2 separate regions of the Homo sapiens genome follow, and region 2 is linked to region 1. Evidence: chromatin loops called from intact Hi-C (ENCODE). Cell type or tissue: heart right ventricle. All regions are shown on one strand. Links, peaks and the distances in the headings refer to the core of each region. The heading gives the core; the rest is flanking DNA. Region 1 overlaps PPP2R3A (protein phosphatase 2 regulatory subunit B''alpha). Region 2 has its middle 34 kb from the start of PPP2R3A.

Region 1 (15,921 bases), core at 3,743-11,742:
TTGATCCTACCCACCCATCCATGAGCATGCGATATGTTTCCATTTGTTTATGTCATCTATGATTTTTTTGGCAGTGTTTTGTGGTTTTCCTTGCAGAGGTCTTTCACCTCCTCGGTTAGGTATATTCTTATGTATTTTATTTATTTTGTTTTTTTACAGTTATTGTAAAAGGGGTTGAGTTCTTGATTTGATTCTCAGCTTGGTCTCAGTTGGTGTATAGCAGTGCTACTGATTTGTGTACTTTGATTTTATATCCTGAAACTTGACTGAATTCCTTTATCAGATCTAGGAGCTTTTGGATGAGTCTTTAGGGTTTTCCAGGTATATGATCATATCAGCAAACAGCGACAGTTTGACTTCTTCTTTACCTATTTGGATGCCCTTTATTTCTTTCTCTTGCCTGATTGCTCTGACTAGGACTTCCAGTACTATGTTGAATAGAAGTGGTGAAAGTGGGCATCCTTGTCTTGTTCCACTGCTCAGGGGGAGTCCTTTCAACTTTTCCTTGTTCAGTATAATGTTGGCTATGGGTTTGTCATAGATAGCTTTTATTACCTTAAGGTATATCCCTTCTATGCCGATTTTGCTGAGGTTTTAATCATAAAGGGATGCTGGATTTTGTCAAATGCTTTTCCCGCATCTATTTGAAATGATCATGTGATTTTTGTTTTTTATTCTTTTTCTGTGGTGTATCACATTTATTGACTTGTGTATATTAAGTAATCCCTGCATCCCTGGTATGAAACCCACTTGATCATGGTGGATTATCTTTTTAATAGGCTGTTGGATTCAGTTAGCTAGTATTTTGTTGAAGATTTTTGCATCTATGTTCACCAGAGATATTGGTCTGTAGTTTTTTTATGTCCTTTCCTGGTTTTGATATTAGGGTGATACTGGCTTCATAGAATGATTTAGGGAGGATTCCCTCTTTCTCTATATTTTGGAATAGTTTCAATAGGATTGGTACCAATTCTTTGAATGTCTGATAGAATTCAGCTGTGAATCCATCTGGTCCTGGACTTTTTTTTGTTGGCAATTTTTTTTTATTACCATTTCACTCTCTCTGCTTGTTATTGGTCTGTTGAGCTTCTGTTTCTTCCTAGTTTAATCTAGGAGGGTTGTATATTTCCAGGAATTTATCCATCTCTTCTAGGTTTTTCAGTTTGCGTGCATGAAGGTGTTCATAGTAGCCTTGAATGATCTTTTGTATTTTTGTGGTATCAGTTGTAATATTTCCTGTTTCATTTCTAATTGAGCTTATTTGGATCGTCTCTCTTCTTTTCTCGGTTAATCTCTCTAATGGTCTATCAATTTTGTTTATATTTTCAAAGAACCAGCTTTTTGTTTCATTTCTCTTTTGCATTTTTTGTTGTTGTTTGAATTTCATTTAGTTCTGCTCTGATCTTTGTTATTTCTTTTCTTTTGCTAGGTTTGGGTTTGGTTTGTTGTTGTTTCTCTAGTTCCTTGCGGTATGACCTTAGATTGTCTATTTGTGGTCTTTCAGACTTTTTGATGCAGGCATTTAATGCTATGAACTTTAATCTTAGCACCACTTTTGCTGTATCCCCGAGGTTTTGATAGGTTGTGTCACTATTATTGTCTGGCTCAAAGAATTTTTTAATTTCCATCTTGATTTCATTGTTGACTCAACAATCATTCAGAAGCAGATTATTTAATTTCCATGTATTTGCATGGTTTTGAGGGTTCCTTTTGGAGTCGATTTCCAATTTTATTCCACTTTGGTCTGAGAAAGTACTTGATATAATTTCAGTTTTCTTAAGTTACTGAGACTTGTTTTGTGGCCTATCATATGGTCTGTCTTGGAGAATGTTCCATGTGCTGATGAACAGAATGTATATTCTGCAGTTGTTGGGTAGAATATTCTATAAGTATCCATTTAGTCCATTTGTTCTAGGGTATAGTTTAAGTCCATTGTTTGTTTGTTGACCTCCTGATGTGATGACCTGTCTAGTGCATTCAGTGCAGTATTAAAGTCCCCCACTATTATTGTGTTGCTATCTGTCTCCTTTCTTAGGTCTAGTAGTAATTGTTTTATAAATTTGGGAGCTCCAGTGTCAGGTGCATATATATTTAGGATTGTGATATTTTCCACTAGTCCTTTTATCATTATATAATGTCCCTCTTTGTCTTTTTTAACTGTTGTCGCTTTAAAGTCTGTTTTATCTGATATAAGAATAGCTACTCCTGCTCACTTTTGGTGTCCATTTGCATGGATTATCTTTTTCCACCCCTTTACCTTAAGTCTCTGTGAGTCCTTATACGTTAGGTGAGTCTCTTAAAGACAGCAGATACTTGGTTGGTAAATTCTTATCCATTCTACCATTCTGCATCTTTTAAGTGGAGCATTTAGGCCATTTACATTCAACATTACTATTGCCATGTGAGGTACTATTCTATTCATCATATTAGTTGTTGCCTGAATACCTTGGGGGTTTTTTCATTGTGTTATTATTTTATATGCCGTGTGAAATGTATGCTTTAAGGAGGTTCTATTTTGGTGTATTTCGAGGTTTTGTTTCAAGATTTAGAACTTGTTTTAGCAGTTCTTGTAATGCAGGCTTGGTAGTGGTGAATTCTCTCAGCATTGGTTTGTCTGAAAAAGACTTTATCTTTCTTTCATTTATGAAGCTTAGTTTAGTTGGATACAAAATTCTTGGTTGATAATTGTTTGTTTAAGGAGGCTAAAGATATGACCCCAATCCCTTCTAGCTAGTAGGGTTTCTGCTGAGAAATCTGCTGTTAATCTGAGAGGTTTTTCTTTAAAAGTTACCTGATGCTTTTACCTCACAGCTCTTAGGATTTTTTCCTTCATGTTGACTTTAGATAACCTGATGACTGTGCCTAGGCGATGATCTTTTTGCAATGAATTTCTCAGGTGATTTGGATATCTAGATCTCTAGCAACGCCAGGGAAGTTTTCCTTGATTATTCACTCTGTTATTACCTTTTTAAACTACTCAGCCTGTTAGAACTACAACATGAGAAGGCTTTTTAAAAATTGAGATAAAATTCATTTTCTGGACATTTGGGTTGTTTCCACTTTTTGGCAATTATGAATGATGCAGCTGTGAACATTTGTGTATAAGTTTTTGTGTGGACAAGGACAGGCTGTTAACGTATTTAGATTTTTCCAAACAGCTGGCTGGCTTTTGTTAATCAGAAGCACCCTCATGATATACCAGGACCTCCACTTTGATATGTAACTTTTTTTCTGTAGCATCTTCTGAGCAAAATCCTTTGGTGTCACTTCAGAGTGACTCTCTGTCTTTGGTGTCACTTCAGAGTGACTATGCTATCTTTCTGGACCTGCTTCTAACACTAACCTCAATACAGGTCCTCACTTAGCTGAGCTGATTTCCCAGCCTCACTGTGCTATGTTTCTGTCATCCAGATTTTTATAGCTTTGCTGCCTGCATTATTCCAACTGCCTTTCCTACTCTAAGGCCTTAGCTGATGCTATCATCTCAGTCTCCATAACCACATTCAGCTGAGACTGTTGAATGGATTTACATGTTTATATATAAAATAAAGGGCTAGGCCAGGCACAGTGGCTCACACCTGTAATCCCAGCACTTTGAGAGGCTGAGGTGGGCAGATTGCTTGAGCCCAGGAGTTCAGGACCAGCCTGGGCAACATGGCGAAACCCTGTCTCTACTAAAAATACAAAAATTAGCTGGGCACAGTGCCATGTGCCTGTAGTCCCAGCTACTCAGCAGGCTGATGTGGGAGAATAGTTTGAGCCAGGGAGGTGGAGGTTGCAGTGAGCCAAGATCATGCCACTGCACTCCAGCCTGGACAACAGAGGAAGACCCTGTCTCAAAAAAATAAAGGGGTAGACTTACTTTGGTACAACACATTGCATATATAATACTGTTTTTTAACAGTTATACACAAATCAAAATAAGAGACTTCTTCAGACAAATGTTCAAAATTATTTTCTTTGTCCTGTGTAATCAACCCATTTTTTCTTAAAACATCCCATGTAGCTGATTTCCCCAGAAAAAAAGAATATTATAAATCACTATTGTCTTCGTTTTCAAAGGGGGAAGGGCAAGGAATAATAAGAGGGTTCAGAAAGTTCTAAGAAATCTGTCTTGGATTTCAAACTAAGCCTAACAGAATGAATTGTATAAATACAGAATGTGTTGTGTTTCACAGTTTTATTCTCTGTTTCCTACCCAATCTCACCTTCCTTCAGGGTACATTTTAAACTTATTCCTCAGTTTTGTAGGTCCTTTCAGTATAGGGTAAGGGAGCATCTTTTCTCGCTTGGGATATTAGAGGCTATCCTAAAAAAGAAAAAAAATATTTAGTTTTTAGGGTCATAGTGGAGAGGCCAGCTTCTCTTCCATATAACTCTGCCAGAGGGAACCTGTAAAACTCATGCCCAGCAGCCTATCCTACCCGGTTCTTTTTGAGAAAGACTGTCTCCCTTGCCCAGGCATGCTTGTTCTGGAGAAAGATATATGGAATGGTAAGGCAGGAAAGGAACCCCAGACCCAGACCAAGACAGCTGGATCTCAAATTAACAACTGATGTGTTCCAGCCACCCCCACAGCAGAGAGCACCAGTCTTTTGCCTAATGAAGCTCTCTTATCGTTGTCATCCTGAAGACTCAGATTGAGCACATGGTCCAGATAGGACTGCCTGTGTCTTCAGACAGGGAAAGTTCATGAGTGATCTGCAGGCCAAGAAGAGATGCAGGCAGCTGTGCAGGAAGTTCCTACTGGTGGTAATCAGCTAGCTTGTTAGGATGGACTTAATTATATGCTGCAGGGAGCAGGAGAAAATATTTTTTAGTTTATTCCAGAAAGACATTTGGAAAACTTTTACAGTGGCTCTTTCCATTGTAACTGCACACAGCTCCTAATTTTCCACGTGCTCAAACTTAATTTATAACCTATGTGTTTATGATTCTCTATTTTTCCTCATTCTGGTTAGTTCCTCCAGGAGAAATCTGTCACCCCAAAACAGCTTTTCTCTTATAATTCCCAGCCCCATAGATTGTACATTCCCTTGTCATCAAAGCAGAGAGAGAAGAGAGTAGATCACAGATCATATATTTCTCTGTAGTGAAATTCCCCTATGTTTGATCTTTTCCTGGAAAGTCACTCTAAAAACCATATTCTTTGGTGCTATATTCCAGTTGTCATGAACTCCTTGAAACTAACTCGTGTTCTCAGATCCTCTCAGAAACCAAGCATATATACTAATACTTCCATTCAAACACAAGTAAATAAGTAAAAAGCAAATAAACCAACTTCATGCTAGTCTTCCTCTGTCAATAACTCATTGCCACAGACCAGTTCTTTTCTAAGCCCTTTAGGGATCCTGGTCTTTTTGCCTCTGAATTTTTTGGAAAACATTTTGATATATCAAAACTTACCAATTATTTCCTCATCAAAAGACATGAAGAAATATTTTCTTGCTTAAGGGTATAACAACAGGGCAGGCTTTTAACCACTGTTCTGACTTTGAAACTTAGCAGATTTATAGGAAGTAAATGAAATGAAAATATTTCTTGTCCTTTGCTCCAAACCAACATTGTGCTAGAAAGCACAGTAAGAAAGAGACCACATCTTTATCATCTCTCTAGCTTCATATCAAGCAAAGTGTCTGGCATATAAGTGATTATATATAAAAATATTTGTTGAGTAATTGAATGACTATAAAATTAAAATCTAAACTCTTGTCCTCAAGAGTTTAGACACTACTGGAAAATAATGATCAAGTTACAAAATATTACAGTAGAAGCCCTTTTACCTGAACATGATTGAGTTTGATAGTAGGGAATCATAAACTATATGTGTGTGTACTATAAAATGTCTATATAAACATTTTAACTCAGGCATTAATTTATTCTGATGTCTTTTGATAGAGGGTCAAAGCCTTTTTTCTGAGAATGAGTCTCATACATATTTAGAGTTCTGTGACATATTTCTTTGATAAATCACACTCATAATAGGTTTGTTGTCTGATTTGTAGTTTTAGTTTCTTTAGAGAGAGAACATAGTAGTAAAGCAATTTGAATGTAGACACCTTCTAAACTTCAGTGATTTTTCTCTTTCATCCCACCCTTACCTAATTTTACAGCAAAATCTTTTTAGTAGTTTACTTTTACTAAAACTTAGGGTTTTTTTTTAATTTTAGAACAGCTTTTCTTTTCCACGCTTATATTTTGTTAGTTTATGTAATGAATTGAATAATTACTGTGAAAAGTATAACCAGCATAAACAGACTGAGGACAAATGCAGCTGACTCTTAGTAAACACACAACCCAACTACTAAGGTAAGAAATATGAGAGTGTAAGAGAAACTATTAGCCACAAATCTGTGTGTGATGGGCATTAGTTGCTCTGTTTCAGAGGAGAAATGGAGAGCTTTGGCTAAATAAGATAATATGTTAAGTGGAGTTCCTTTGAGAGACGTTACATAGTATTTCACTAAGTGCTGTATATATAAAGTTAAGAATTACAGTAAGGGGACTTAAATAAACAGGAAGCCTTCATGAAATAGCTAAATTTTGAGATGGATCTTGAAAGATGATTAGAATGTATAATTTGAGGAAAGGGAGCATTCTCAGGAAAGGAATGAACCTACTCACCTACAGCCACAGGTTGGTGTTGGGAAGGAGAGGAAATTTAAGGTGTGGTTTAATAGAATAAGCATTAAATTGTAAGTCTAAAGGCCTAGTTGCATTCCTACAAACCTTTTTGACATTTTATTTAGGAGATAAATAATGAGGGAGAAAAAGAGTATTCTAGTCGGGAGTGTAAGGAAAAAATATGGGAAAGCTACCCACCTCAAAGAATTAACATGGAAGCCCAGTGAGAGAGAAAATTGAGAAAATAAGGAACGACTCAGGATGAAGCATAAGACCAGTGGTTTTCAGTTGTAATCCTCTTTCAATCATAGTACGTATCAAAAGCTTTCAGATAAAATTTGATGTGAACAGAAGACTCTGCCACTTAAAAGAAATTCTTTAAAACACAGCTTTAGACATATAAGCCTAATGTATACATTAGAAAGAGTTGTCAGAATGTCTTGAAAAGAAATCAGTGGGAAAAAGCAGACTTAAATTTGTAGGAAACAGTGGAAAACCAAAGAATTTAATTCCCACTAAATTAGACAAAGGTTCAGTAAAAGAGGGTTGTAAGCTATTTTTTTGTTTTAATAATGTTTGGTGTATATTTTCTAGACATAGAAAAATATTGAATGATGTGGTTGATTGAAAATAAATATTGAAATCTAAATATAAAATGTGAGAAAACAGCCCTCTGTATCAATGTGTTCTACATCTAGTTGGAAAATATTTGGGGAAAAAAGTATGGTTGCATATGTATTGAATATGTACAGACTTTTTTTTCTTGTCATTATTTCCTAAACAATAGAGTATAACAGCTATTTACATAATACTTATATTGTATTAAGTATTACAAGTAATCTAGAAATGCTTTAAAGTATATGGGAGAATGTGAGTAGGTTGTATGCAAATATTACACATTTTATGTAAGAGACTTGAGCAGCTGTGGATTTTGGTCCGTGGAGGGTCCTGGAACCAATCCCCACAGTTACCAAAGGATGACTTTACTTTATGATTCACTTACAAATAACTATATGAGGCAGATATTTAATATATGATGAAATAATAGGTATTTTAAAAATCTTAACTGATTAAAGCTTCTCAAAGGAAGAAAACTTACAAATTCAGTATGTAGTATGTCATTGCTGTTTGATCATCTTTTGTCCTTTTTTTAGCCAAATTTCACTTGCTTATATGTATCTAAAACTTTTCTATGGCATTCAGTTGTTCTACTTTCTTAATACTTCCAAGAACAAATTTTCAAATATGTTCATCATCAGTTCAAGAAAATGTTTGATAACTATGATAGTCTTTTGCTTTAAAAAATTTTACATCTGAGATCAACAGATCTTTTTGTAAATTCCCATTTGAGAATGAAAGTTTCTGTTTTTCCTCTTGTTTTGACTAGAGAGATCTGGAAAGATTTGGGTATTTACTTCCCTTCAAATAAAAAATAAAAAACTATTCTTAATAGTTTCAAATTCGAAGTTCAGTAGCCTGTTCTTTTTTTTATAAAATATTAAAGAGAAAAAGCCGAAAATGTTCTACATACTCTTTTTCTTCTAGTTTGAGAAGAAACTGCTTTATGTGGATTGACACCTCACATACCCTGAGTTTAAGAAGTTAGCATTATCTGAGAAGGTACTATTTTTAGGTCCAGCTGTAATGTTTCTAACTTTGGTACACAGAGTAGTGGGTGCTCCCTTTCCCAGAAGGCTCCATATTCTCAACATGTGCAGGTCAATTTGACATAAAGCTACCAACAAGGAGCAACAGGCCCACTGCAGGCTGTGTTTATAACTTGAAAATTATGAGCAGGTATTGGGAGCCACAGACTGTATTTGGGAACCAGCTGCATGTCAGGACAAGCATAGATTGTGGTCTGTGGAGGCTGGGAGAGCACAATGCTTGAATTTCATTTCTTTGGGAGATAAGAAGAAAAAATACCTTCCTACCTGACAAGATTGACAACTTGCTAAATCTGATTATCTTCAGAAGTGTGCTGGACAGTTGCGAAGTAAACATTTACTTTTCAAAGATGATGATCAAGGAAACATCTCTACGAAGGGACCCGGATTTAAGGGGAGAGCTAGCTTTCCTGGCAAGGGGCTGTGATTTTGTTCTCCCTTCACGGTTTAAGAAGCGGCTGAAGTCATTTCAGCAGACACAGGTTTGAAATTTGGGTGTTTTGTTTTGTTTTGTTTTGTTTTGTTTTGAAAATATTTTTATTACTAATAAAACCATCCAGTGAACTAACTCACAAGTAATTTTACAGCTCCCTTGTATCTTGATATTAGATCAAGGAATTAATGTGTGTCCTCTATTCAGCTATTTGCAGAAAGCTATTTGCAGAGGGATTCCAACAGGTTTAAAAATAGACCTTCTGGACCTGGAGTACAGTACTCACATTTTTCTCTTGTAGAGAGGGAATCCAGTTTTAGAGACAACAAATACAACTTAATGAACATTTTACAATTTAGGTAGAAAATTACCAGAATTTTTCATAGAAATATCCTTGAGAAACTAGAATTTCTGTATTAAAAGCCTTGTTTGCACTTTGAATCAATAGATTATATATTAGCGTGCATACACATCTGTAACAAATGTTTGTTTAAAAAGTATGTTAATCCTGGTAATCTTTTTTTAAAGCAAGACGTATTTGTCTATATAGACAATTGTGTATGTGTGTGTCGTAATGTATGTAGATAACAAAGACTGGTGGTTACTTCTAGATCATTAAAAATGTCTTCCCTAAGCAAGCTGTGCAATTGAGTCATTTCTGCCTATGATGAGTACTTTGCAGAGTCCCTACTTTCTTGCTTAAAACCTATGGCAGTGTTTCACCAAACAAGTGCCTAACATTGACTACAATATAAATCAAGGACTGTACAAATGCTGGCCATCCAAAATCCAGCAAGAAACCATAGTTTTATGGTTATTCTGACCCAGAATAATCTCAAATTATTTGGGTAAATATGAAATTGCTTTTTTGTAGGTCAAAAATGATCAAATATTGGAAATGCTACAGTGACATAATAGCACAAGGATACTATTCTGAATGAATATCTAAATGATACTGTGTTTATAGGGAAAGACAAATGGAGAATTGAAGTATTTTACCCAGCTAATTCTATTCTAATGCTGCTCCTAGACTGGACTGAAACCACTGTATCCAAAGTGAGCAGATGCTAAACTTGCTAGTAAATCTGGCAGAATTTATGTTACTAGGTTTTCTTCCATAATGTTTGTAAACTACCAGTTTTATTCAGCTACTTTAAGGTTTAAATTATATATCTCCTGTAGAACTCAATAGAAAGTAAATTGAGTATCCAAAAGCTCAAAATAAATGCATTATTTTAATGTTATTTTCCTTTTAAATATTAACATCAGTTTTATTAAATATGGAATTGACCAGTGGATTAATAGTTGCCTATCAGTGAATTGCTCTGTGTTAAGTACACTAAGAAAAGCAGAACAGAATATTTTATAATCAGATATTTTCCCATTCAAATAAAATCTTTGGCAGCCAGTGTTCTGAATATCACTTATTTCTGTCAAAGCAAAAGCATAGAGTTAACATTGAAGACCTTGCTGTAAACCTTTCCCACTAGTATGTATTCATGAGACTCTCAGGTTTCATCCCTGCTGGCACCAGTGGTCTTAATTCTATGGGCATAACTGCCCTAGATGTGACACCACAGAAAACATTGGTGATTGTACACCTGAACCTCACAAATCTCTTTCAGCATAGAATAATGGAAAAGGAATGACACTAATATAAATGGTCTAGGTAAAGCCCCTGAAGAATTCTGTGCCTTACTTTAGAATTTTAAGAACACTTTGAAGAATAATAATAATTTATTGACTTACGGGACTGTGTAATATTTACAGATTTAGCATTAAGGCAGAGAGAAATGTTTATTGAAAATGGATTGTCAATTTGTTAACTCAAAAGTGGTTTGTAAACTTCAAATTGCTTTACATATGCAAATGATTATTTTATTATTGAATCTGAAAGATTATGCCAAATTATGCTTCATCTAATTTTTTGAGAATCTCATCCTTTGGTCTTGTCATTCATCTTCTTACATGATAGATGGATCTCTGCCCAGCACTGTTCTAAACCTTTTACCTATATTACATCTTGTAATTTCCTTTAATCCTCACAACAACCTTCTAAGAAGTAGACATTGTAATTTCTGTTTTATTATTGAAATTCCAAAAGGTTAAGTAACCATTTTGAGGTCACAGAGTAGTAAGCCATCAGTGTTTTAAGTTTTTCATATTTCATTGGTATCACTTCCCTTTGTTCTGTTTCTTCCTTGACTATTGCTTTATATGGGTGACATCCTGATACTGTAGCAAAGACATGGTGTGACAACTGGCCTTCATATCCCTAATAGTCTTAATATATGAGCAGACTCCATTCTGTGTATTAATGTCAGATATTAACACAGGGAAATTGGGCTATTATGACAAAAATAGGAGATTTAACCATTTTCATATATTTATATGAATAAATCTTATCTCTTTATAAAACTCACATTTTTAAGGGTAGCTAAAATTTTTATCATGATTTTTAAAATTATGTTATAAACCTATATGTTAAGAAATATGATAAATATATTTCTTACAGATATATCATTGTTCAAACTTTAGAGATGGCATTAGGGTAATTTAAGGAAGAAATTTGAATAATACTTTGTGTTCATAATACCTATACAATGTATTTAGCTAGTCAACAGTTGTGTTCATCTTTCATACTTTATGTAGCATCTAATACAGTACCATGCTCATGAGCCTTGATAATTTGGCCATTAATTAAGAGTGGAAATTAGAACTATGAAAATCCTCATGGAATCTTTTTTGCTTTTTCTGGTAAGAATCTCAGAACTAAATTTAGTCTTTATTGGTAAGATAAATTTCTACCTGAATAATGGTGTACCTCCCCTCCCTTTTTCCTAAATCATGGGCAATCTTAATTTCCTCGTTGCCTCCCTGCCACTCTTTACTGACCTTTCTAATGTCTCTTTATAGTATGCCACATCAAATCATTTTTTTAAAAGAAGAAGAATATAAACTGTAAATGAGTTATTAAACTGTAAAGGGAGTTTGGTTGTGATGAAATTAATGACCATGGTTTTTGCCTATTGGAGCAAACCACAAATAAGATACATGTGTATCTTGCAGAAAATGGCGTGGCCCTAGTGGCAAATAAATCAGCCAGGTAGGGGACATTTCAGAACTAAAATGCTTTAATTTTCTTAACAAAGATTTTCTCAGCATCAAGGGCTGGCAGTGATTCTACCTCAGCAAAGTCAAACTAGAGAAGGTAAAAGGAGCCCCTTCCCCAAATACTTTTCGGATATATATATTTAAAAGGAACTTGTTTTTGCCTGTTGAAAGAGAGGTAAAAGTCACAGAAAGACCAAGAACTGTCTTCAAAAAGAATGTATTAATCCAGTTCCAACAGAGTGAGAATACACCTTGAGATTCTTAATATATCAACTAACATTGCTCTTTGAGTCTTTTGAAATGTCTGCCAAATAGTTGATGGAGAAACCTATGTATTTTTTTAAACGTAAATCTATGTAAACTTGAGTACTGGCAGATAATTAATAAATTAATTAATTTAGTGCAGATAAGCATTCCCTAGAAACATGCTTACCACCTTTAAGAGTACAGTGAGCCCTTAATCTCTCCTGTCTCTGATTGTGGTTTCTTATATTGCTGGTGAGAATTTTCAGTAAATGAATACTGTTTAAATTTTTTGTGTCTCATAATCTTATTTTTCTTTTAGATTCAAAATAAACCAGAAAAGAAACCTGGAACACCACTCCCACCTCCAGCCACCTCTCCAAGTAGTCCCCGACCTCTCTCCCCGGTTCCCCATGTGAATAATGTTGTGAATGCGCCATTGTCCATAAACATTCCACGGTTCTACTTTCCTGAAGGACTCCCAGATACCTGTAGTAATCATGAACAAACTCTAAGCAGAATTGAAACTGCTTTCATGGATATTGAAGAACAGAAAGCAGACATTTATGAAATGGGGAAAATTGCAAAGGTAATGTAACTACTAAATGATTTACAATCTCCCCTTCTTTAGAAACCCTGATCCCCTCCCCTTCTCTAGAAACCCGGATCCCACCCCCCTTCACTGCCTCTTTGCTCTGTTTTTAAGCATGCATGGAATTGTTGTTGTTTTTCCCATAGTGATCTTCCATTTCAACCTCCTATTTAATATAAGAATCCCTTCCAAGACATCACCAACTCATAAATTCATTCTCTGCTTGAATGCTTTCAGAGACTAGAAGCTCTACCTTGCCAGGCAGCCTGGCCTATTGTCAAATACTTGTTTGTTAGAAAATTTTTCCTTGTGCTGAATAGGAATCTGATTTTTAGTCTCACCCATTGATCATAACTGCCCTAATGCCAGACAAGGAAGCATTAGACCATCTCAATACAGTCATTTTACCCAGAAATAAATGGATTTGACAATAGGAAGCAAGTCTTTGGAACTTTCAAATATATCCAACTGCTTCTGAGTTAAAATCTTATCCCCCTAATGTCAGGACTACTCTGACTTGATTCTGTGCCTCCAGCCTCCTCCCAGAACAGTTAATACTTAGCATAACCATCAGATTATATTTGATTATGCCATTTCCCAATTTAGCAATATTCAAGAATTCCCACCTTCTATAGCAGTGCTTTGTTTTGTTTGGGCTTTATTTTTATTATGCATAAATATTGAAGAGTCAGGTCACACTTCAGGCTTTAGCAGTAGTTTAGGCTGTGCTTCAAGAGGCAGAGGGGTTTAGAAGGCTAAGGGCTGCATGGAGGCAAGTAGGAGACCAAGTGAGAATACCTAAGAGCCCATGCACACTTCCACTGAGAAGGGTTCCCCTGCTTTCAGGAGTAATGTTAAAAAGTTGGAAAACTACCATTCTTCAGGATAAACCTCAAACTTCTCTTCCTGGCATTCCATGGCTTCCACAGCCTGGCCCCAGAGTTTCTTTCCAAACTTGCCTAAAATTTTCCTGTATAAGCGTGACCCTCTTGCCCTCTCATAGGCACACCTCTGCATTTGGGCTCTCAGAGTTCTCCCTCCAGAGTGGGCTTCCCCTCCTGCCAACCTCCTCAGCATCCACTTTGTTGAAGACCTAGCTTCCATTGTGTATTATTGGAGAAGTCCCTGAACCCTCACTTGTCATGCCCTGCCCTACCTCTGACCTCACAGAGCATTTGTCATTGCTGTTAAATGATATGTAACTAGAGTGATTTTAAAGGAAATGAAAAGGAATTCTTTGTTCTCTTCCTTCATTCCCCCTTCTTAAAAATTGCTTGTTGATACCCTAGATGCTTCTAATGAAAAACAAACTCATTCCAGAAATAAGAGCTTATCTGTTTCCATTCCATTTTACTTATGAGGGAACTGCAGTTCTACAAGTACTTACCTGAAGTCACAGAGCTAGTTCATGCCGGGAGACAAGTTGTCTAACTTCTAGCACAGTGCTGTTTCTACATATGTCATCTCCCTGGACATGTGGTAACAGTAACTAACTTCCAGTTAATAGCCACCCAAATATATTACAAGTTCTTTAAGGCATTCAGGGTTTTCTTACCCAATTCTTTTAGAGGTGGCTATTGCGTTAGATGACAGAACCCTGATGATAAAATTTCTGAATGGGCTGGAACTATGGCTGTAAATCCAAAAGATAAAATTTAACAAGGCTGAATGAAATCTGCATTTGGAGGTAATATGGTAACTACATAAATGCCAACAGGGTTGTTGTTGTTGTTTTTTGTTGTTGTTGTTTTGTTTTGTTTTGTTTTTTGAGACAGAGTTTCACTCTTGTTGCCCAGGCTGGAGTGCAATGGCGCTATCTCGGCACACCACAATCTCCACCTCCCAGATTCAAGCGATTCTCCTGCCTCAGCCTCCCAAGTAGCTGGGATTACAGGCATGCACCACCATGCCCGGCTAATTTTTGTATTTTTAGTAGAGATGGGGTTTCTCCATGTTGGTCAGGCTGGTCTCAAACTCCCGACCTCAGGTTATCCGCCCACCTCGGCCTCCCAAAGTGCTGAGATTACGCCAACAGGGTATTTCTAACACGAGAGCAATTTGTGTGAAAGAGACAGAAGGTTTCATGGATTGCCTCAGGTAAGCAGACAAAGAGAAACTTTCCAGATTAGGGCATAGTAGTTCCCTGGTACAGTGCTGAGGTCATCATGTCTGGAGAGCCCTTCTTCCTCTGAATATTCCCAACTGCTGACTGAGGAGCCCATTCTCCTGTGTCTTTGTACTGCTCTGCCTCCACATCCTTTATGGTCTGGCCTCCCATTCCTGTGGCATGGTAGCCCTGCCTTGCTCTGTGGCTCGGGGCCTTGCTAGCACTCCACAGATTCAGTGAGAGGAGAGCAGAAAGCCTAAAGACTCCACAGTGCTCAAGGGAGGTGTCAAAAAGAATATAGTCAAGGCAGGATAGAGGTCTCTGGAAGGTGGGGAGCCGGAGGAACGACTTTGCCATTTATGTGCAGTGAGAATCAGTCTGTATGTGGCATCAGAAAAAAACAGCAGTGTTGAAACTGACAGATAACATGGAGAAGTTTAAAAAGATAGAAAACTAATTTGTTTAGCCATAGGGACAGTCATTTACGTAACAATTTGCTACTTATACCTAATAATCGTGGTGCAATAGCCATTATACATATATATGTCTGATTAACTTGTCTGAATTATACTTCATTATAGCCCTAAATTCTATTCATGGGCACCAAGCCTTTTTGTTCATTGCTCTTAGATCTTAATTGTCAGTTCAGGTAGCAAAGTAAACTGCACATACCTTTAAAAAGTTAAAACCAACACTGCATTTTTATAAAATGAGGATGCGTGGCCAGGCACAGTAACTCATGCCTATAATCCCAGGACTTTGGGAGGTCGAGGCAGGAGAATCGCTTGAGCCTGGGAGTCCAAGACCAGCCTGGGCAACATAGTGAGACCCCATCTCTACAGATAATAATTTTTTAAAAATTGCCTGGGTGTAGTGACATGTGCCTGTGGTCCTAGCTACTCAGGAGGCTGAGGCAGGAAGATCACCTGAGCTCAGGAGGTTGAGGCTACAGTGAGCCATGATCATACCACCACACTCCAGCCTGGGTGACAGAGTGAGAACCTGTCTCAATAAAAAGTTGGGGCGGGGGGGATGTGTATATAATTACCTGGGAAGTTGAGGGGGATGTGTATATAATTACCTGAAAAGATATCTTGAGTGTGTCAGTTTGTTTTTTTTGCCTCTTTATTCTTAAAATTGT
Region 2 (15,921 bases), core at 2,584-10,583, 92 kb before region 1:
AGAACTCAGCCAAAGTTGGAAATCATCGCAGGAATGACTAGGAAACTGTTAGCCCACAGGACTATGCATAATGTGGGAGGGCACTGTACTTCCCCAGGATGGGGCTTGAGTCAATCTTCACAGATACTAAGAGTCAGGGTGACCCCAACTGACATCTGAGTTGCATAAAGATTAGATTAGCCACTCAATGATTGAGCATTACATCTATCTTGTTGCTTTTTCTATCTTGATTTAATATCATGGTTTTCCCAAAACCCGAATGTGCGGTTTTTATCCCGTGCACCATCCCCCACCTCCCCTCCCCCCACCGCCCACCTCTTGGACTAAGTTTCTAGCTTCACATCTAAATCCCTCGTGACTGGCCACCTGACTGCTACAGGTTTCGTTGAGATGTGGTCACCCTGACAATAGAGCGCAGGTGTCAGCAGACCCATTGCCGTGATGATGAAGATTCTTAGGAGCAGCTTTATTATATGATCATCAGGTCAAGCTAGTTTGGCCAAGAAGTTTAGGGGCTGAATTCTTAACCCTCCTAATGCTGAGGACTCTACGGATGAGACCCAATGCTTCCGGGAAGACACCAAGGGATGAGAGTATGTTACCAACATAAGGAAAAGTTTGGTTAATTTATCAGAGCCCTTGTGTAGATGCACTTCACAGAAGGCCTGAGAACATGTACAATTCTCCTCCTTTCAACTAAGTTCTAACAATTCTACCCTCCTCACTTGAGACTGGCTCATGCTACGGCACAAAATAACCTCCCAGCCATGTTGCATTCATCTGGAGGCCTGGGCAGAAGCCTATCACTGCTGACCAGCCCATAAGGGTGGGCAGCACCTAGCTTCAAATACTGCTGACAACCTCTCTGTGTGGGCTTACACACCCCTTATGCCTGGGGCCCATGCTTTACCTATCTCTCTACTCTGACATACTTTGCCTCCAGCCTAAATGCTAGCCATTCCAATGGCCTATCTTTTCCTGTTACCATCACCTCCAACCTCCCCTTAGCTCATCCTCCTTCTTCTTCCTCTCCTACAACTCAACCCCTTCTGCTGGCCCTCTGGAGCCCTCATCCATTGGTAAATGCCTTTTCTTACAATGGAAATCTTTCCCCCTTTGGTCTCCTTTCTCCTCCTGCCTTAACTGAAACACGATCCTTGCTGAAGCACATTGCCTTTCCTGCAACCCCCTGGAAGTGAGGACGTTGATTAGCATCTTAGTGCTATTTAGGGGAACTGACATATTTACTCTTCTGGCTCCATATTACCATATTCAAACTCTTACTCTTCATTGGCTAGAAAAGCCCTTTACCCTGTTTTGTGGCCATTGGTATCTATTCTTCTCTTCGTCATTCACTCCACATTCACTAGACCTCCAACAAGCTTTCTTCCTCAAATCCTGCAAAGATTTCTGGTAGCCACTAGCCACTTCCTCTCCTACAGCTTTATATTAAATGTGATTATTACCCAGATCTATTTCAACTCTGCCAACCTAAACTCTGATGTCACACCAAAAACCATTACCAGTCCATTTTCCAGTTCTCTCTTTTAAAGAAAACAAACAAAAACAATTACTCTTTGACCTCATTTAGAGTGCTAATCCATGGATCCCTTTATGTGATCTTGCTCTATCTCCCATCTGCCTTCACTGTCTCACCTACTGAGACCCTATGTGCTATCCATCAAACCAGTATTTTACCACTATCTTTTATTGATCCTTTCAGATATAGAAACACCTGAGAATAGGTAAGTTCACCTATAAATGAAACACTAAAAACAATGAACAGTGTTCTATGTAAAAGAAACACTAATGACAATCTTAAGGTTTTCTACCAGGGTCTGGCTAATATTTAATGACTAATAAGTCTGAACAAAACGACATCAGGTGCCTATAGATAAACTTTGCTTGGATTTAGATAGAGCCAAAGATGTACATCACTTCCCAGTTGGATTTTGAGCAGTACTGGAACAGTGGAACTTAGAGAATCCTATTCAGAAACTACTTTTTTTGAGACAGGATCTCACTCTGTCATCCAGGCTGGAGTGCAGTGTCTCAATCACTGCTCATTGCAGCCTTGACCTCTCGAGCTCAAGTGATTCTCCCACCTCAGCCTCCTCTCTGTGCCTGCTGCAGCAACACCTGCCCCAGCTACTGGTGGAACAGAGACAAATATCTGGGGCCTGCAGTTCTTATACAGGCCTATCACTGGATGATTGACTCCAGAGAAGACTTCACAGAAGAGTACCTGGCCAAGCTGCAGGACCCACTCTCTCTGTACCACTGCCACACCATCATGAACTACACAAGGACTTGTCCCACAGGTCTGAATCCAGGGAAGGCTACTGCGGAAATCAAGAAAATGTTGGTAACCTATAAGGAGAAGAAAGTTTCAGCTTAATTGTTCCCATGCTAAACATGACTTGTAACCAGTTCAGAGCTGAACATAATTTAGATCTAATTTGAGTTCCTTTAAAGTTCTTGATTTTCCATGAATACAACATGTATAATAAAAATTTTAAAAAATAAATAGATGTTATTCTACTTTATTAACAACAACAATAAAAATACTAACCTTCAAATAAACTCTGTGCAGGAAGATTTCACCTGGACAAGCAGGCCTTACTCTTCAGGTGGCAGGCACCATTGCCCTCTTCCTTCTCCCCTATAAGCCATGGCTCTTTGGAGTTGAGTTCCAGAATCTTATAAGAAGACAACTGTCAAAGTTTGCATCTGGCAAAGGGTTAGGAAAATGGTTGCTAGGAATTGTAGTAAGGAATAGGAATGTAGGGCAAAAAAAAAAAAAAAGCCAGAGATTGGGGAAAAGGATCAACAATAAAAGACAAAAATCTAAGTCAAGTGTAACAGACTTATCTCATTTACAGGCCAGGGACTAAGGAGCCATAAGAAGGGCACACTCAAAGAACCGGAGAAAACACGGTGAGGGGACACTGGGTAGAAGAGTTTCACTGAGGCACGAGGGAAATGGAAGCATGGGCCCACCTCAGGAAACAGGGCTGGCAGGATGAAGGCATGAAGCAGACTCCATCCACCTGCCTGACATGCAAGAACAAGGCTTTCCATCCCTCCACACCACCTGGTGCCAGTGACTTGGGCACCCAGGCACAAGAGGGCTTGAGAAGAATTAGTCCCCTCCCTGATAGGGGATGGCTACAGGGAACCTGGCATCTCCACCTGCAGGTTTAAATGCAGCCAAATACTTATACCCAAATCCCACTGATATGTGAGACTAAACCTGTTGATCTGCCAGTCTCTCCTTGGAAGGGGTGGCATTCACAGGAACAGCTTTGATGGTACATTGAGGTAAAGACTAATAATACTTAATTCATCCATTGATCTTTTACTGAAAATATGATATTATGTATAAGTGAAACACAAAGGCAGCTTCAGCCCCAGAGTGTCTGCAAGATTGTAGCTGAGGTTTGCATTGAGTTTGCCACCCCCAGGCAAAGGGAGGACCTAGAATTTTCAAGCAGGGCTGAAGCAATCACTTTGCTGGTATGTGCCAGCCAAGTGACTAACTCCCAAACATGTTTAATATGAAACAGCATTAGGAGACTGGATATAGCCTCAGGGAGATCAGCTGCTAACCAGTTCAGATTATAGCTGCAATCCCTCATATGCAGCCACTTACAGCGTCTCTCCACATGTCTTCAGAGGCACACAGCACTGTGTACAGGAAAAGGACTACCCTTGATGTTGAAAGATCAGAGTTCTTCTTCCCATTCTGTAGCAGTTTGTCATGTGACTTGGATCAACCTTGTCTGAAAAATGAGGCTGAAGCCTTGTCCATAAAATGGGCAACGCCTTCCCTCTCTACCCTCTGTGGTAGTTTTGAGGATCAAGTGAGAAATATTATGAGAATTAAGAGATGATGAAAATGGTAGAGAGCTATGTACCAAGTATTATATTACACACAAGTATCATAAATCTCCTTCTACACTTTCATTGGTACTAGAGGGAATTTCTTTTAATGGCAGGAATGAGGAAATCAAAACAATAAGATTTTTGGTTCATACTTTAATATCAACACCATCAAAAGCACCAAAGTAGCTGTTTATTGTGGACTTTTGTCATCCCAGGCAATATGTTCGAGTCTTTTCAAAGAGAAGATTAGACCTCCCTCTTCAGTGTTATCTAGGGCTATCAGTTAGACCATCTCTGATATTTTCCAGCTGGTGCTTTAAAGAAATTCGTGTTTGAAAAATGTATGCAAATATTTCTCCCTTCTGCAATTACACAGGCAAGAAAATAAGCAAAAGGATCTTTTATATTTCTTTCTTCCCCTTTTCTTCTTTTTGTTTCTATCCACATGTATATCTCACAGAGGAGCTAGGGTGCAGTGGATGAGGTGGGTGAGGTGAGGAAGGCACTTGCTTCAAGTGCAAAATTTAGTGGAGCACCCAAAAACTCAAAAATGAAGATATGTAGTGTTCTAATGCAACATTTTTAAATTAATGCAAAAAACATGATGAATTACATATCAAAATTTTAAATAAAGAACAGTTACAATACCATGCTGAGACACTTTAAAGACTGAGGCAAAAGGAAAAATCAGTAATACTGATCCTTTATTTAAAATTTTGGTATTTTGTTCATCATAGATTTTTGCGTTCATGTTTATGTATCATAGTAGCAATATTTTTCTTTCTTAGGGGCATTTGAAATTATAGTTTGCCTTAGTATCGGTGGTATCTTGGATTTGATTAAATGCTTTCCGGGTGATATTTGAAACAAGCGTAACTCCTGGCAACCAAAACCCAACTTGACTTTTTCTCCCACAGTTTTCTTTAAACATTTATTCAGTGAAAGTCACCTTCCCTGCTCATGAAGGAAAACTGGGAGTCCCAAGTCTTTTCTGTTCACTCTTAAATAATGGAAAAGCCTCACAGCCATTTTAGGTCACAAACACAGTCTCAGTTTAGTGATTAGAATGCATAATCCCAGGCCAGGCAAGATGGCTCAAGTCTATAAACCCAGCACTTTGGGAGGCCAAGGCGGGTGGATCATGAGGTCAGGAGTTTGAGACCAGCCTGGCCAACATGGTGAAACCCTGTCTCTACTAAAAATACAAAAATTAGTCTGGCGTGGTGGTGCACATCTACAATCCCAGCTACTCAGAAGGCTGAGGCAGGAGAATTGCTTGAACCCGGGAGGCAGAGGTTGCAGTGAGCCGAGATGGCGCCATTGCACTCTTGCCTGGGCGACAACAGCAAGACTCAATCTCAAAAAAATAAAATAAAATAAAAAAGAATGCATAATCCCCTGAAATCATCGAAACTCATAACTTCCCTTAGTAGTAAATCTCCCCTCTACCAGCTGAGCCTGGAAACCTGCAGTAGGAAGGGAAGACCGGGCCTTCTGCTCTCTACCCTCCACCCCTCTCACCTCTCTCTTCCACTCAATACCTGATGTTTTGTTCTCCCTGAAAATGGGAGGAGTTTGGCAGGGAGAAAGATGAAGGGAATAGACCAGTTCTTAACCTCACTTGATGGCTTCATATTCTCTGGGTGAGGAAGATGGTTAATGGGAACCCTTTCTTTCCAGACATCTTCATTGACTTGTCAGAGCTTCCCAATGGGACTTTATCTTCTCATGTAATGTTTATCCATCTGGGTGGTGGGTATGTGGATGTTTATTATATAATTAGCTGTACTTTTCTGATGCTTTATTTTTAATTTTCTTAATCAAAAAAATAAGAACTGAGAAGAAATAAGGGGAAAGAATTCTAACTCCACATGAAAACAACCTTTGCTGAATAGAAATGTGCTTCATCAGTCTGTCTCTCTCTCTCTCTCTGTGTGTGTGTGTGTGTGTGTGTGTGTATTACCAATCATTTCTCCTCTCCTGGCCTTCATTTTTATCACCTACATAGGCCTAGAAACACAAAAGTTTGTCTAGATTGAGATTAACTCCTTTGCCCTGTCACATGCTAGTTTATTTCTTACTCCTTCTGAATAAGCAGAGCAATACACCACTGGTTTCTAATTTCTTCAAGAATAAATGGCCCTGGCCAGAATCCAGTCCACTCCCAGTCTCCTGGAACCTTGTCAAGAGAACTGGAACATCTCTGCTCTCAACCTCTAGGGCAGAAATCAGCAAGAGTCCCACAGCAAAAAATGCACTATGGAAACAGCAGTGTCATCAAAAGCAGAAAACATCTTTTTCTCACCACTGAGAGTTCCACCGTACTGCCTGTCTCCAAGCATTGGAAAGGAAGAGAGAGAAGATGGTGCAGAGGCTAAATAGTTGTTCCCATCTTAATAAAACAATTACTTTTATTGTTTAGCTTCACAATACCAACAATATATTACTAATATCCTTGAATACTCCTTCTCCATAGCAAAGTCTTCAATATTCTGATTTAAATGCATAGTTGTATTTTACCTTCTAGGATCTATGGAAATTGAAACTGGAAAACAATTTCAATTCCTACACATTCAAAGGCCCTGCCCAGATTCAGGATGATTCAGGATGTCTACAGCAAAACACTTTTCCAACATGACAAGTTTCAGGATCATAAGGAGGAGAGAACAGCTAGCTATGGGTAGGTTATGTAGACAAATCAACAAAACACAGAGGGAAACCAAGACAAGGTCCAAGCCCTCTGTGACTAGGACTGGTTTTTATGGCTAGGAGTTACTTACACCAGCAGGCTGGGCCCTGGAATGCCAAGTATTAAGTGTAGGAAAGAAAAGAAGCATGGAGGGCAGAATGCCAAGCATTAGTCCAGGAGCCGGGGTCTGCACTCATCCATATTCCTCACTTCCCTCAACCTCCTTCTAAAGTCTGTTGCTGGGCAGTTGCTATAAAAGAAGAGAAAATAGTGGTAGATGAGGCTAATCAAAAAGTAAAATGTGAAAAGTGTGCAAGATCTCACAGAACAGAAATAGATTCCACAAAGCCATGAACTCAGATGGAGAAAAAAAAACTATGCATTTTTATTTTCACTAATCTGTAAGTGAAAATCTAGTATTTCCTTTATTTATGAATGGAGGCAATAAATCATTGCAGTATTAGTAGTACCCATGTCTGTCACCAATAGAATTCACAGGTATTTTCAATTAACTTTACGGTGTTGTAAATATCTTGAAATATCATTTTTGTTCATTGTTACTCTAAAATTATGATACTAAGTAAATCTGTCACTAGATTTTGATATTTAATCTGTTAATTAAAAATTGTATACAGTGGCGTGCCACATAACTATCAATCAACAGCAAACCACATATACCGGGATGGTCCCATAAGAGTATAATGGAGCTGAAAAAATTCCTATCACCTAGTAACATTGTATTAATAGCTGTCACAATTTTGTAGCACAACCCTGCATTCCTCATGTGTTTGTGGTGACGCTGGTATAAATAAACTTACTGTGTTGCCAGTCCTGGAAAAGTCTGCCACATACAATTATGTACAGTACCTAACATTTGATAATGATAATAAACATTATATTACTGTTTTATGTATTTACTATACTTTTTATCGTTTCAGAGTGTACTTCTTTTACTAACTAAAAAAAAAAAAAGTTAATGTAAAACAGCCTCAGGAAGGTCCGTCAGGAGGTATTTCAGAAAAAGGCAATGTTATCATAGGAGGTGACAGCTTCATGAATGTTAACGCCCCTGAAGACCTTTCAGTAGCTGATGTGGAGGTGAAGAACAGTGACATTGATGACCCTGACCCTGCGTAGGCCTAGGCTAATGTGTGTGTTTGTGTCTTCATTTTTAACAAAAAAGTCTAGAAAGTAAAAAATCAAAAAAAAGTTTTCGTAGAAAAAAGCTTATAGAATAAGAATATAAAGAAAGAAAATATTTTTGAACAGCTCTACAATGTGTTTGTGGGGGGAGGTTGTTTTGTATTTCTTTGTTTGTTGGCCTCCTTATGTTTGCCCAGGCTTGTCTTGAACTCCTGGGCTCAAATGATCCTCCCACCTCAGCCTCCTGCGTAGCTGGCATTACCGCACACCACTGCACCCAGTTTGTGTTTGTGTTTTAAGGTAAGTGCTATTACAAAAGAGTCAAAGAGTTTTTAAAATTTTAAAAGCTTATAAAATTTAAAATTGACACTAAGCTAAGGTTACTTAATTATTGAAGAAAGAACAATTTATTACGTAAATTTAGTTATACTAAATGTAGAGTGTTTATAAAGTCTATAGCAGTGTACAGTGACATCTTAGACCTTCACATTCACTCACCAATTACTCACTGATTAAGTGGCAAGTGCCTTATACAGGTGTATCATTTTTACCTTCTTTTTTTTTTGCTTTTATTATTACTTTTAATTGACACATAATAATTATACAAATTTATGAGGCATAGTGTGATATTTAGATACATGTATGCAATGTATAATGATCAAATCAGGGTAAATAGCATATACATCACCTCAAACATTTATCATTGATTTGGGTTGGAAACATTCAAAATCCACTCTACTAGCTGTTTGAAAATGTACAATAAATCGTTCTTTTTTTTTTATTATACTTTAAGTTTTAGGGTACATGTGCACAATGTGCAGGTTAGTTACATATGTATACATGTGCCATGCTGGTGTGCTGCACCCATTAACTCGTCATTTAGCACAAGGTTTATCTCCTAATGCTATCCCTCCCCACTCCCCCCACCCCACAACAGTCCCCAGAGTGTGATGTTCCCCTTCCTGTGTCCATGTGTTCTCATTGTTCAATTCCCATCTATGAGTGAGAACATGCGGTGTCTGGTTTTTTGTCTTTGCGATAGTTTACTGAGAATGATGATTTCCAATTTCATCCATGTCCCTACAAAGGACATGAACTCATCATTTTTAATGACTGCATAGTATTCTATGGTGTATATATGCCACATTTTCTTAATCCAGTCTATCATTGTTGGACATTTGGGTTGGTTCCAAGTCTTTGCTATTGTGAATAGTGCCGCAATAAACATACGTGTGCATGTGTCTTTATAGCAGCATGATTTATAGTCCTTTGGGTATATACCCAGTAATGGGATGGCTGGGTCAAATAGTATTTCTAGTTCTAGATCCCTGAGGAATCGCCACACTGACTTCCACAATGGTTGAACTAGTTTACAGTCCCACCAACAGTGTAAAAGTGTTCTTATTTCTCCACATCCTCTCCAGCACCTGTTGTTTCCTGACTTTTTAATGATTGCCATTCTAACTGGTGTGAGATGGTATCTCATTGTGGTTTTGATTTGCACTTCTCTGATGGCCAGTGATGATGAGCATTTTTTCATGTGTCTTTTGGCTGCATAAATGTCTTCTTTTGAGAAGTGTCTGTTCATATCCTTTGCCCACTTTTTGATGGGGTTGTTTTTTTTTCTTGTAAATTTGTTTGAGTTCATTGTAGATTCTGGATATTAGCCCTTTGTCAGATGAGTAGGTTGCAAAAATTTTCTGCCATTTTGTAGGTTGCCTGTTCACTCTGATGGTAGTTTCTTTTGCTGTGCAGAAGCTCTTTAGTTTAATGAGATCCCATTTGTCAATTTTGGCTTTTGTTGCCATTGCTTTTGGTGTTTTAGACATGAAGTCCTTGCCCATGCCTATGTCCTGAATGGTAATGTCTAGGTTTTCTTCTAGGGTTTTTATGGTTTTAGGTCTAACGTTTAAGTCTTTAATCCATCTTGAATTAATTTTTGTATAAGGTGTAAGGAAGGGATCCAGTTTCAGCTTTCTACATATGGCTAGCCAGTTTTCCCAGCACCATTTATTAAATAGGGAATCCTTTCCCCATTGCTTGTTTTTCTCAGGTTTGTCAAAGATCAGATGGTTGTAGATATGCGGCATTATTTCTGAGGGCTCTGTTCTGTTCCATTGATCTATATCTCTGTTTTGGTACCAGTACCATGCTGTTTTGGTTGCTGTAGCCTTGTAGTATAGTTTGAGGTCAGGTAGCATGATGCCTCCAGCTTTGTTCTTTTGGCTTAGGATTGACTTAGCGATGCGGGCTCTTTTTTGGTTCCATATGAACTTTAAAGTAGATTTTTCCAATTCTGTGAAGGAAGTCATTGGTAGCTTGATGGGGATGGCATTGAATCTATAAATTACCTTGGGCAGTATGGCCATTTTCACAATATTGATTCTTCCTACCAATGAGCATGGAATGTTCTTCCATTTGTTTGTATCCTCTTTTATTTCCTTGAGCAGTGGTTTGTTGTTCTCCTTGAAGAGGTCCTTCACATCCCTTGTAAATTGGATTCCTAGGTATTTTATTCTCTTTGAAGCAATTGTGAATGGGAGTTCACTCATGATTTGGCTCTCTGTTTGTCTGTTATTGGTGTATAAGAATGCTTGTGATTTTTGTACATTGATTTTGTATCCTGAGACTTTGCTGAAGTCGCTTATCAGCTTAAGAAGATTTTGGGCTGAGACGATGGGGTTTTCTAGATATACAATCATGTCGTCTGCAAACAGGGAAAATTTGACTTCCTCTTTTCCTAATTGAATACCCTTTATTTCCTTCTCCTGCCTAATTGCCCTGGCCAGAACTTCCAACACTATGTTGAATAGGAGTGGTGAGAGAGGGCATCCCTGTCTTGTGCCAGTTTTCAAAGGGAATGCTTCCAGTTTTTGCCCATTCAGTATGATATTGGCTGTGGATTTGTCATAGATAGCTCTTATTGTTTTGAGATATGTCCTATCTGGTTTTTTTGTTTTGTTTTGTTTTGTTTTTGAGATGGAGTCTCCCATCGCTTAGGCTGGAGTGCGGTGGCACGATCTCGGTTCACTGCAACTTCCACCTCCTGGGTTCAAGCGATTCTCCTTCCTCAGCCTCCCGAGTAGCTAGGATTACAGACGTGCCAGGTATGCACCACCACAACCGGCTGATTTTTGTATTTTTAGTACAGGTGGGGTTTCTCCATGTTGGTCAGGCTGGTCTTGTATTCCTGACCTCAGGTGATCCACCCGCCTTGGCCTCCCAAAATGCTGGGATTACAGGCGTGAGCCAACATGCCCAGCCTAATTGTTCTTAGCTACAGTCACCCTATAATGCTATAGAACTCTAGACCTTATTCCTCCTATCTAGCTGTACTTTTGTATCTGTTAATCAACCTTTGGATATTCTCTCACCCCCTACCCTTCCTCTATGCAGAATAGCAGCCACTACTCTACTCTCTACTTCTATGAGGTCATTTTTTAACTACCACATATTGCTATTTATCTTTCTGTGCCTGGCTTATTTTATTTAACATAATGTCCTACAAGTTCATCCATGTTGTCATGAATGACAGAATTTCATTCTTTTTCATATCTAAATAGTATTATATTTTGTATATATACCAAAATTTTTTATTCGCTCCTCTGTTGATGGACACTTAGGTTGATTTCTTATCTTGGCTATTGTGAATAATACTGCAGTAAATATGGAAGTGTAGATATCTTTTCAACATACTGATTTCCTTTCCTTCGAATATATACACAGGAGTGGGATGATTGGGTGATGTGGTAGTTCAATTTTTTATTTTTTGAGGAACCTCCATATTGGTTTTCATAATGGCTGTACTACTTTACATTCCCACCAACAGTGTATAAGAGTTTCCCTTTCTCTGTAATAGAGATCAGGAGGAGCAGGCAGAACGGGACAAACAGGATAAAAAAAAAAGGCCACCGCTTTAGTCATGGCCCTCAGGCAAGTGGACTTTGGAGGCTCTGGAAAAGGGAAAAGCTGGGCAAATTGAATGCCTAATAGGGCTTGCTTCCAGTGCGGTCTACAAGGACACTTTAAAAAAGATTGTCCAGGTAGAAATAAGCCGCCCCCTCATCCATGCCCCTTATGTCAAGGGAATTACTGGAAGGCCCACTGCCCCAGGGCATGAAGGTCCTCTGAATCAGAAGCCACTAACAAGATGATCCAGCAGCAGGACTGAGGGTGCCCAGGGCAAGTGCCAGCCCATGCCATCACCCTCACAGTGCCCCGGGTATGCTTGACCATTGAGGTCCAGGAGGTTAACTGCCTCCTGGCCACTGGTGTGGCCTTCTCAGTCTTACTCTCCTGTCCCAGACAACTGTCCTCCAGATCTATCACTATCTGAGGGGTCCTAGGACAGCCAGTCACTAGATACTTCTCCCAGTCACTAAGTTGTGACTGGGAAACTTTACTCTTTTCACATGCTTTTCTAATTATGCCTGAAAGCCCCACTCCCTTGTTAGGGAGAGACATTCTAGCAAAAGCAGGGGCCATTATACACCTGAACATAGGAGAAGGAACACCCATTTGTTGTCCCCTGCTTGAGGAAGGAATTAATCCTGAAGTCTGGGCAACAGAAGGACAATATGGTCGAGCAAAGAATGCCCGTCCTGTTCAAGTTAAACTAAAGGATTCTGCCTCCTTTCCCTACCAAAGGCAATACCCCCTTAGACCCAAGGCCCAACAAGGACTCCAAAAGATTGTTAAGGACCTAAAAGCCCAAGGCCTAGTAAAACCATGCTATAGCCCCTGCAATACTCCAATTTTAGGAGTACAGAAACCCAGTGGACTATGGAGGTTAGTGCAAAATCTCAGGATTATCAATGAGGCTGTTGTCCCTCTATACCCAGCTGTACCTAACCCTTGTACCCCGCTTTCCCAAATACCAGAGGAAGCAGAGTGGTTTACAGTCCTGGACCTTAAGGGTGACTTTTTATGCATCCCTGTACTTCCTGACTCTCAATTCTTGTTTGCCTTTGAAGATCCTTCGAACCCAACGTCTCAACTCACCTGGACTGTTTTACCTCAAGGGTTCAGGGATAGCCCCCATCTATTTGGCCAGGCATTAGCCCAAGACTTGAGCCAATTCTCATACCTGGACACTCTTGTCCTTCGGTACATGGATGATTTACTTTTAGCCGCCCATTCAGAAACCTTGTGCCATCAAGCCACCCAAGCACTCTTAAATTTCCTTGCTACCTGTGGCTAAAAAGTTTCCAAACCAAAGGCTCAGCTCTGCTCACAGCAGGTTAAATACTTAGGTCTAAAATTATCCAAAGCACCAGGGCCCTCAGTGAGCAATGTATCCAGCCTAAACTGGCTTATCCTCATCCCAAAACCCTAAAGCAACTAAGAGGGTTCCTCAGCATAACAGGTTTCTGCAGAATATGGATTCCCAGGTGCGGCGAAATAGCCAGACCATTATATACATTAATTAAGGAAACTCAGAAAGCCAATACCCATTTAGTAAGATGGACACCTGAAGCAGAAGCAGCTTTCCAGGCCCTAAAAAAGGCCCTAACCCAAGCCCCAGTGTTAAGCTTGCCAATGGGGCAAGACTTTTCTTTATATGTCACAGAAAGAACATGAATAGCTCTAGGAGTCCTTACACAGGTCCGAGGGACGAGCTTGCAACCTGTGGCATACCTGAGTAAAGAAATTGATGTAGTGGCAAAGGGTTGGCCTCATTGTTTACGGCTAGTGGTGGCAGTAGCAGGCTTAGTATCTGAAGCAGTTAAAATAATACAGGGAAGAGATCTTACTGTGTGGACATCTCATGATGTGAATGGCATACTCACTGCTAAAGGAGACTTGTGGCTGTCAGACAACCATTTACTTAAATATCAGGCTCTATTACTTGAAGGGCCAGTGCTGCAACTGCACACTTGTGCAACTCTTAACCTAGCCTCATTTCTTCCAGACAATGAAGAAAAGATAGAATGTAACTGTCAACAAGTAATTGCTCACACCTATGCCACTTGAGGGGACCTTTTAGAGGTTCCCTTGACTGATCCCGACCTCAGCTTGTATACTGATGGAAGTTCCTTCATAGAAAAAGGACTTCAAAAAGCGGGGTATGCAGTGGTCAGTGATAATGGAATACTTGAAAGTAATCCCCTCACTCCAGGAACTACTGCTCAGCTGGCAGAACTAATAGCCCTCACTTGGGCACTAGAATTAAGAGAAGGAAAAAGGGTAAATATATATACAGATTCTGAGTATGCTTACCTAGTCCTCCATACCCATGCAGCAATGTGGAGAGAAAGGGAATTCCTAACTTCCAAGGGAAAACCTATCGAACATCAGGAACCCATTAGGAGATTATTATTGGCTGTACAGAAACCTAAAGAGGTGACAGTCTTACATGGCTGGGGTCATCAGAAAAAAAGGAAAGGGAAATAGAAGGGAACCACCAAGCAGAGATTGAAGCCAGAAGAGCTGCAAGGCAGGATCCTCCATTAGAAATGCTTATAGAAAGTCCCCTAGTATGGGGTAATCCCCTCCAGGAAACCAAGCCCCAGAACTCAGAAGAAGAAATAGAAAGGGGAACTTCACAAGGACATAGTTTCCTCCCCTCAGGATGGCTAGCCACCAAAGAAGGAAAAATACTTTTGCCTGCAGCTAACCAATGGAAATTACTTAAAACCCTTCACCAAACCTTTCACTTAGGCATTGATAGCACCCATCAGATGGCCAAATTATTATTTACTGGACCAGGCCTTTTCAAAACTGTCAAGCAGATAGTCAGGGCCTGTGAAGTGTGCCAAGGAAATAATCCCCTGCACTGCAGGCCATACATTTCAATCCCTGAATCTTTAACCTCCTTGTTAAGTTTGTCTCTTCCAGAATCAAAGCTGTAAAACTACAAATCGTTCTTCAAATGGAGCCCCAGATGCAGTCCATGACTAAGATCCACCGCAAGCCCCTGGACCAGCCTGCTAGCCCTTGCTCTGATGCTAATGACATCAAAGGCACCCCTCCTGAGGAAATCTCAACTGCATAACCCCTACTATGCCCCATTTCAGCAGGAAGCAGTTAGAGCGGTCATCAGCCAACCTCCCCAACAGCACTTGGGTTTTACTGTTGAAAGGGGGGACTGAGAGACAGGACTAGCTGGATTTCCTAGGCCAACCAAGAAATCCCTAAGCCTAGCTGGGAAGGTGACCACTTCCACCTTTAAACACGGGGCTTGCAACTTAGCTCACATCCAACCAATCAGATAGTAAAGAGAGCTCACTAAAATGCTAATTAGGCAAAAACAGGAGGTAAAGAAATAGCCAATCATCTATTGCCTGAGAGCACAGTGGGAGGGACAAGGATCAGGATATAAACCCAGGCATTTGAGCTGGCAATGGCAATCCCCTTTGGGTCCCCTCCCTTTGTATAGGAGCTCTGTTTTCACTCTATTAAATCTTGCAACTGCAAAAAAAAAAAAAAAAAAGGTTTCCCTTTCTCCACATCCTTGCCAGCATTTCTTATTTTTTGTCTTTTCGATAATAGCCATTCTAACTGGGGTGAGATAATATGTCTTGTGGTTTTGATTTGCATTTCCCTGATTCCCTGATGATTAGTAATGTTGTACATTTTTTCATATAACTGTTGGCCATTTGTATCTCTTCTTTTGAAAATGACAATTCAGATCTTTTTTTTTTTTTTTTTTTTTTTTTTTTTTTTGAGAAGGAGTTTTGCTCTTGTTGGCCAGGCTGGAGTGCAATGGCGCAATCTTGGCTCACTGCAACCTCTACCTCCCAGGTTCAAGCGATTCTCCTGCCTCAGCCTCCCCAGTAGCTGGGATTACAGGCATGTGCCATCACGCCTGGCTAATTTTGTATTTTTAGTAGAGATGAGGTTTCTCCATGTTTGTCAGGCTGATCTCGAACTCCTGACCTCAGGTGATCCACCTGCCTTGGCCTGGCAAAGTGCTGGGATTACAGGCATGAGTCACTGCACCCGGTCGCCCATTTTTAAATTGGATTATTTTCATTTTTCCTGTTGAGTTGTTTGAGTTCTTTGTATATTCTGGATAATAATTCCTTGTCAGATGAGTAACTTGAAAGTATTTTCTACTATTCTGTAGGTTTTCTCTTCACTTTGTTGGTGGTTTGCTTTGTTGTATAGAAGCTTTTCAGTTAGATACAATACCATTTGTCTAATTTTCCTTTGTTGCCTATGCTCTGAGGTCTTCTCCATAAAATCTTTGCTCAGACCAGTGT

What was found. Peaks named below come from ENCODE experiments on the same cell type or tissue, not always from the same donor. Only the 100,000 strongest peaks of a DNase experiment are listed, where the experiment ranks them.
Region 2: a loop joins it to region 1, with 3 times the contacts of the local background. A loop is called at or near these places in 5 of 110 quality-filtered maps.

The regions. Positions count from the first base shown.
Region 1 is chr3:136,014,429-136,030,349 of GRCh38, forward strand. It overlaps PPP2R3A (protein phosphatase 2 regulatory subunit B''alpha), which reads left to right. Exons shown (of 14, transcript NM_002718.5): 3 at 12,404-12,670. Among named protein-coding and RNA genes, the nearest start is that of PPP2R3A, 57 kb to the left of the region's middle. In heart right ventricle, for the core only: no CTCF peak of the experiment used is centred there; no DNase peak of the experiment used is centred there; H3K4me3 peaks cover 3,614 bases; H3K27ac peaks cover 6,419 bases.
Region 2 is chr3:135,923,777-135,939,697 of GRCh38, forward strand. It overlaps the pseudogene SDHBP1. Among named protein-coding and RNA genes, the nearest start is that of PPP2R3A, 34 kb to the right of the region's middle. In heart right ventricle, for the core only: no CTCF peak of the experiment used is centred there; a DNase peak (open chromatin) is centred at 6,055; H3K27ac peaks cover 545 bases.